3 separate regions of the Mus musculus genome follow, and regions 1 and 3 are each linked to region 2. Evidence: chromatin loops called from intact Hi-C (ENCODE). Cell type or tissue: left cerebral cortex. All regions are shown on one strand. Region 1 holds the start of Arid3b (AT rich interactive domain 3B (BRIGHT-like)). Region 2 holds the start of Clk3 (CDC-like kinase 3). Region 3 has its middle 4.1 kb from the start of Sema7a.

Region 1 (2,500 bases), 71 kb before region 2:
AAAGTCGGCTGCTGCAGCCATCTTCCAGTAATTGGCCAAAATGACGAACACAAAGGGAAAGAGGAGAGGCACCCAGTATAAATGTTCTCTAGGCCTTTTAGGAAACATGGCGTTGTTCCTTTGGCCACGTACATGCGAATCTACAAGAAGGGTGATATTGTAGACATTAAGGGAATGGGCACTGTTCAAAAAAGAATGCCCCATAAGTGCTACCATGGCAAACCCGGAAGAGTCTACAATGTCACCCAGCATGCTGTGGGCATCATTGTAAATAAGCAAGTTAAGGGCAAAATTCTGGCCAAGAGGATCAATGTGCGGATTGAGCACATCAAGCACTCGAAGAGCAGGGACAGCTTCCTGAAGCGGGTGAAGGAGAACGATCAGAAGAAGGAAGCCAAGGAGAAGGGCACCCGGGTGCAGCTGAAGCGCCAGCCTGCGTCAACCAGAGAAGCACACTTTGTGAGGACTAACGGAAACTGCTGGAGCCCATTCCATATGAATTCATGGCCTAGTGGACAAAAAAGAAATAAGGGACCAGGACTGCAACAAAACAAAACAAACAACAACAACAACAAACCATAAAAGTTTTCATCAGGAACTGAGATGGATTAGTGAGTTAAGAGCGTGGCGCCAAAGAATAAGGGTCTAAATTTGGATATCCAACGCCTCAGTAAAAAGCCAGGTGTGGTGCACACCTGCAATCCTAGCATTTCAGAAGTAAAGACAGGATTCCTGGAGCTTGATGGTCAACTACTTTTGCTAAATAGGTGAGCTACCTTCTAACAAGAAAGAAAAGAGGGGAAGGGAAGGAAGAAGGGAAGGGACAAGAAAAGCCAGTGGCAATAAGTTCTAGGTTTTGGCTGGGATTGTTTTAAGACCCAAAACTAAGCGAGCCATAGACTCTGGATCAAGGATGATGGTCAGTTGGGAGAAAGGTAAAACAAGGAGGTGCATGCATAAATTCACAGAAGTTCCCCAGAGTTAGGAGTCCCAGAAGACAAGGTTTTGTTGTTTTATTGTATAAGCGGTGCCAGGATTCAGCTTCTACCTTTGGAACCTGAAGAAAGAAAACATTAACCCCTGTGACGAGGTGAGGTTGGGGATGGATAGAGGTGGTGTTCCAGAACAGGAAAATTTCAATCCAAAAAGTGAAATTTAGAAAAAAACTAATAAAAGGCTGGAATGCTTCATTAAGACTAGCTGAAAGTTAGCACTCTTTATTCCTTTCTTTCACTTATTACAAACAATTCACAACCACGGCAGCCAGAAACCCGTGTGCTGTAGTCAGTCCTACTCTTTTCAACTCCCCGCGAAAGCACTCACACCGGAACTCCTCTGAGTCCGTGCTCTCCCATTGGCCGAAGCCTCCGCCCGCCTTAAATGGCTTCCGCCCACGGCTTCAACCAGAGGGCGGTCTCTAGGAGTCACTTCCGTCTCGCACTACCCACCCACCCCCACCTCGTTCCCTTTTTAGCTGCTTCCGGCCTCGGGCCCCGCCCCCCACCGTGGGGCCCCGCCCCTACCTGCCCCTCCCCCGCCCCGGGCTGACGGCCGGGCCCCGCAGCACAGCTTCCGGTGCGGGCCCCGCCCCGGCTGTGGCCCCCAGCTGCGGAGGAGTAGCAGGCTCAGCTGCTACGCTGGGGTCTGAGCGGCTGCCTCCTCCCTACCCGCGAGCCCGGAACGCTGCACATAGGTGAGCGGCGCGGGTCGTGGTTCTTTCTGCCGCGGCGGGAGAGGGGCTGTGGCAGGTGGAGGGGACCGAAATGGGAGCCGAGGCAGGTGTGTAGGGGAGACGCGGGCTAGTGAAGCCGGGGTCCGCTGAGAAAAAGTGAGAGCATCGGGAGGAGCCCCGTCCTCCCGGTGTCCAAAGGAGTGGTTTGAGATAAAGAGATGGGAAAGGTAAGGGACCCCCCCCCCCTTTTGGCAACCGCAGAGCGAGCTTAGATGGAGTAATTAGAGAAGAGCCGGGAGATTGGCAAAGGGGGCTTGGTGGAAGTAAAAGTGATAGGGCTCCATTGGGTGGGAGGTAAAGAATGGAAAGAGGGGTCGAAGAGGGTCGGGGACAGAGCTGGAAACGAAGGTAAGGGAAATGGTCACCAAGGCCGGGCTCAAGCGGCAAGCAGTCCGTTGCTCTCGGTTTGGAGGTCCGGGAAGTTTAAAAAACCCGAGCGAGGGATGGAGAGATGAAGTTAGATTTCGGAGACGTAAATTCTCTAGATGTTAGTAGTATTGTTTGAATCCTTGGCTGCTTAGGGATTGGGATGAGATGGACTCTTCGGGAGGATGTGCCAATTGAGTTGTAAAACGGAGTCATCTCTGTCTTAATAAAGACGCTATCGGACACCCCTCTCCCTTGCTGAGGAAAGCCTACCGAGAAGATGGTGCCAACCAGAAAAGAAGCAGTTGTACTATGACTGGCAGGAGTTGGTTGAAATATTCCAGTTGTGTTGTTTGACTTTAAAGATTATACGAATATTTCTAAATGACCAGTGAATTGCTT
Region 2 (2,500 bases):
AGGGCACAGGCTGGTGGAAGCTGGTGCTTTGGAGCAGTGGGTAAGCAGCAAGTCTCCTTCTGGGGGAGCGCAGGGCTGAGCAAGGGGTGGAGGAGCGGTTCCAAGGTTCCTCTCAACAGAGTACCACAGAGATGAGATGTGTATGCCGGGAGACGTTCATCAACCTAACTTTACTTCAGAACCAGTTCTTTTCTTCTGCTAGGTTTTATGAAGAGAGACAAGAGGACGAAGGTCTAATGGGAGACCATCCAGGAGGAAGGCCAAGCTGCAGCCTCTGGAGAGGACAGGGCTAGGAGACAGCTCCTATATCAGCTGTCAGCAAGAAGTCCTCTCTGTAGAGAGAGTGGGGGCTGTAGGCAGATGGCCCTGATTTTTCCTGTTAGGATGGTAGGCAGGAAGACGGTCTAAATTATCTCATTTCTGACACTTGGGGTAGGGCAGGAGATGGGAACTTTTTGAGGATGTCGGCCTTAAACTGGAGGATGCTATTTTCCCGTAGCCATGGAAACATGGCTGGGCAGCATTGGTAGGAGGTGACGACACCACAGAAACCTGTGAACGAAGGAAATTCTATCAGTGTGGGCCTGGCCTCAGGTGGGAGCTGCATCTTCTGACGCCTGGATATTTCAATCTTTGGCTTCTAGGCTGGAAACCAATGGGGCAGGACTCGGGCAGAAGCAGTTGAAATGGCTGTTGAATGTCTGTGGGGTTGGAAGGTGACTATGAGTCAGTTTGAGTTTGCAAAACATAATCACCCAGCTTTTTAACTCAACCGCTTTTACTTGGTTGGTGATGAAGATGCCGGGCCATTACGTCAGAACCAGAGGCAAAGCTCTCTAAAGGCAGTTTCATCACTGCAGGGGGGCCTAGGGAGCCACAGCACCTGGTGGGCGCGCATCCCGTACGGGGAGGGGACACCTGGGAAACCCTGGCTGTCCGCGTTGAGTCAGCAAGATCCTAAAGCTATGCCCCGCCCTGGCCGGCCGCCGCAGCCTCGCGGACCTCGCGTGGCGTGGGGCAATTAGGCGCGGCACCCGCCCGCTTGGCTGCGCGACGCGCGGGGGCGGGGACGCTGTCAAAGCGAGGCCCAACCAAAGGACCGCGACTTGTATTCTCTTCTGAAAAAAAAAAAAATAAGACCTCATGATCCTGCCACGACAAAGCGTTGGACAGTAGGTGGGAGGGGTCTAGACTGGGTGCCTCACGCCCGATGCCGCAGCGAAAGGACGGGCTGAGTGACTCGAGTGGCAGAGCGGGAGCGCGGCGCGGCTCGGGGCTTTTGTGTGGCGCGGGTTTCCTAGCAAGACTGACAGCAAGACGCTCTGAGGTGTTCAAGGGAAGGGGACGATTTCTCCGTCAGACCCCACCGCCGAGGCTCGCGGGGATCTTCCCGGAGACTGCTCGCTCGAGCCAGCTGGGGCGTGGCACCAGGACTTTCAAAAAACCCGCACAAGCCGAGAGCAGAATGTGTCGTTTGCTTCTTGCGCGCAAGCGGAGTCGCGCCCGCCTTCCTCTGCCCGGGCGCACCGACCGCCTTCGTCTCTAGCGCCCTCCCGGGCCCCGGGAGAACAATGCCGGTCCTCTCCGCGCGCAGGAAGAGGCTGGCGAGCACAGCTGGGCCGCGGCGGGGAAGCGGCCCCAGCCTGGCAGTCCGGTGGGTTCCTCCTTTAGGCCCAGAGCCGTCCTCAGACCGTGGTCGCGCACCGATGCGGCCTCGGGGGCCTACGTGCAGCACCACACGGAGAGGGGCAGGCCGCGGCCCGAGGCTGCTCCCGGGACCTCCGGGAAGAGACCTCCACCGATGTCGCCCGGACCCTGGCGGGGCAGGCCAGTCCCCCAGAGTCTGCGAGTTCGGGGCTAGAGCGGTCAGGCCTCTGGGCCGGGTCGAGCCCGGGCCGCCGACGGCTGCGTCACGCGAGGGGGCGGTGCTGCCACGGGCGGAGGCCAGAGCCGGAAGCGGAAGAGGCGCTCGGAGTGGGGAGTGGGGCCTAGCCGCAGCCGGAGCCTGGGAGACGGTGAGTGTGGGCCCGAGCCCGTGGCCGGGCAGCTGGGGTGAGTCGGTGGGGACGGCCACGCCGGTACGGGTACCGTGCCACCCGGTCGGGTCTCGGCTTGGACCTATTTCCCTCTTCGGCCCACGTCAGGCCGCGGTCCCGACCTCTCACCCCTGACCCGCCGCTTCTCTCCCTGAGGGCGGTCACTGCAGACCCCTTTTCTGGTTCCCGCGGTGTTGGAGGCGGAGCTCCAGCGGCCTCGGAGCCGGCTGGGAGGCTTCCCTTTGGGTCCCGCGCCGGCCCGCTGGCTGGGTCGCGTCCGACCTAGGCTATCCTGGAAAGGCTTTCCCTGCCCCGAGCTCGAGGCTTAGCCCGCAGATCTCCTTCGCGCGCCGCCTGGAGTTTGATTCTGGCCCAGGCTGGCCATCCCTTTGGTCGCCGGGTCTTCCCTTGGCGGTTACGGGGAACGGGGCTCTGAGATCCCTGGGATTCGGGCAGAAGGAAGG
Region 3 (2,500 bases), 170 kb before region 2:
GAACCAGCGGAGGTCCTAAGGTCCATCACAATATTCCAACAGAGCCTCTTACCCTCTGGGACCAAACTCAGTCCGTTTCTCCTTTCCCAAGCTTTCCTCAGTCTTGATTCCACAGCCTGACCTTGCAGGCATGACCTACCCCAACAAGAGGCCCAAGGTGAGGAGATACAACATACACACAGGTTGACCATCATACTAATTTTCATAGATATAATAATCTAAGAATCTAACTTCTCAGGGTTATTAATAGCTCTAGTCGTTTGTGTCGCCTCCTCATGTAGGATTCCATCCCTGCCATTAAGTCTCCACCCAGGCCTGCCTCTAACAACAGGAACGATTTACTCATCTTCATGTCCCCTAATTGTCAGAGGCACACAGACCAAGCAGGTCATGGGTGGAATGCTGTTTACAGGACAGCTGCTACTCAGCTCAGGACCATGGAGGCCACAGAAAAGGCAGCAGATAGACCGTCTGGCTTTTCAAGTGAAGTTGAAAGTTAAGTCTTTGCTCAAACTCTCCGGTTTAAAGAGATCATCATCAAATAAAAGCATCACCAAATGATCCAAAAAAGTTAACACGGATGCATGATGCCAGGTGTTAGGAGCTAGAGAGATAGCTTAATGGTTAAGAGCACTGGTTGCTCTTCCAGAGGACCCACATTCTATTCCCAGTACTCACATGCTAGCATTCAACTGGCTATAACTCCAGTTCCAGGGGCTGATGGCAGTGTATACATATGGTGCAGAGACATGTGAACAGGTAAAACACCCATATACACAGAATAATAAATAAATACATACATAAATAAATACATAAATAAATAAATAAATAAAGTTTTAAGAAACAAAACAGTTTTTAGGCCACATCTGGACCACTCTGCACACCATGCCTGTCCGTCTCACAAGCATGGCACAGTAGCTTTAGTTACCATTGTTGCTGGCCACATGCCTAGGTGTGCCTGGGTAGGAGTGAGTGCAGAGCTCTTTAGGCTCTACAGATCCCAGTACCACATCTCACCACACCACACATCTCCAAACCCTCACCAGCTTGTTCTCAAGCTCCTGCTTTCTCTCCCTAAGCCGGATCAGAGTCTACCAGCTACCAACTCTGATTGAAAGACTTGAAAAACACACATTACTTAGCCCCTCTGGTCTGCACTGCCCAGTGCCAGCCTATACCTGTATCTGTCGCAAACATACATTTTCATTTGATCTCTACCCTAAATTGTTAAAAACTCAATGAGATCAAAATGTGAAAATCCAGAGAGGAATATTTAGTGAGGACAGGCAGAGAAGAGCTAGACTTTTTCACCTTCCGTTAAGGCGGTCAGCTCAAGTATGACTGGGTGAGACAGTTTAGCACTCTTAGATGGCACTGGGCTTGTGGTAGGAGCGCCACCTGGTGTCTGCAAGTCTTAGGGACAGGACAGAAACTCCCAAACCTTTGCAGAGAAATCTCCTCCCTCCAGCCCATTCCCAGGCCACAGACCCATCTCTGAGCTTCCATTCTTGCTCTCCAGGGCCTGGATCAGATACAATCACATGAAATCACATGTGACCCATCAGTTGTAACAAAATCTCCTGACTAGATGGATCTGGAAAGTTCCTATCTCAGCTTGGCAGCTAAGTTATTTGGCAGTGCCCTGTCCCAGGCCAACTCTGATTCTTTTTTTCTTTCCTTTCCTTCTTCCTTCCTTTCTTTCCTCCTCCTCCTCCCTCCTTCTCCCTTCTGCTCCTCTTCCTCTCCCTCCTCCTTTTCCTTATCCTTCTTCTCCTTCTTCCTTCTTTTCCTTATCCTTCTCTTCCTCTTCCACTTCCTCCTTCTCCTCCCCTTCCTCCTCTTCTTTTTCTTCTTGACAGGGTCTTACTCTCTTGTAGTCCAGGTTGGTCTCAAACTTACACCAATCCTCCTGCTTCAGCCTCTTGAGTATTGAGATCATAGGTGTAAGCCACCATGGTTTCTTTGTTCACAAGTGAGAAAGAAGAGCTGACGCAGTTGTTTACCTAACCAGCTCCTTTCTGGCCTGGAGTAAAGCATGGTACCTTCGGCATTTTTTTTTTTTTGCTTGGACCCTGGACGACATGCACTCTTACTATGCTTTACATAGGGTAGGCCCGGACCCTCCCAGCTGATATGATCCTTGGGCTTGCTAGGACCCTAGCAATGAGAAGACCACATATAGGCCAGTGCTCCAAAAAATCACTCACCTTTTCTCATGGATGTAAGAACTCACAAATTGCACTTCTTGGGACCAAAAGCATTATTCAAAAGGCATGCATACAGTCCAACTTAGGAGCCTCTTAACACAGCCCTCGTGGCCTCAGACAGCCTCTAAGTACATGCCTCTGATGACAATGTACTCCATCATGGAGGACCTCTGCCCATCTTCTTAGCTCTGCACAAAGGTTTCTTCCTCTGGAAGACTGCCAAATAGTGGTCTAAAGCTACACAATTCTGTCTATTCACTTTATAGAATACAGCCCCTTCATAAATTTAGGTC

What was found. Peaks named below come from ENCODE experiments on the same cell type or tissue, not always from the same donor. Only the 100,000 strongest peaks of a DNase experiment are listed, where the experiment ranks them.
Region 1: it touches region 2 in a loop (6-fold over the local background); 16 of 42 quality-filtered maps call a loop at or near these places.
Region 3: it touches region 2 in a loop (3-fold over the local background); 3 of 42 quality-filtered maps call a loop at or near these places.

The regions. Positions count from the first base shown.
Region 1 is chr9:57,835,875-57,838,374 of GRCm38, reverse strand. Arid3b (AT rich interactive domain 3B (BRIGHT-like)) reads left to right here and starts at 1,596. Exons shown (of 9, transcript NM_001379353.1): 1 at 1,596-1,693. It also overlaps the pseudogene Gm7547. In left cerebral cortex, a CTCF peak has its summit at 1,372; DNase peaks (open chromatin) are centred at 1,392 and 2,144; H3K4me3 peaks cover 1,655 bases; H3K27ac peaks cover 573 bases.
Region 2 is chr9:57,764,589-57,767,088 of GRCm38, reverse strand. Clk3 (CDC-like kinase 3) reads left to right here and starts at 1,975. Exons shown (of 13, transcript NM_007713.5): 1 at 1,975-2,015. In left cerebral cortex, CTCF peaks have their summits at 1,551 and 2,408; DNase peaks (open chromatin) are centred at 479, 1,478, 1,918 and 2,172; H3K4me3 peaks cover 1,960 bases; H3K27ac peaks cover 2,500 bases.
Region 3 is chr9:57,934,769-57,937,268 of GRCm38, reverse strand. No RefSeq gene overlaps it. Among named protein-coding and RNA genes, the nearest start is that of Sema7a, 4.1 kb to the left of the region's middle. In left cerebral cortex, a CTCF peak has its summit at 1,396 (motif pointing left); a DNase peak (open chromatin) is centred at 1,388.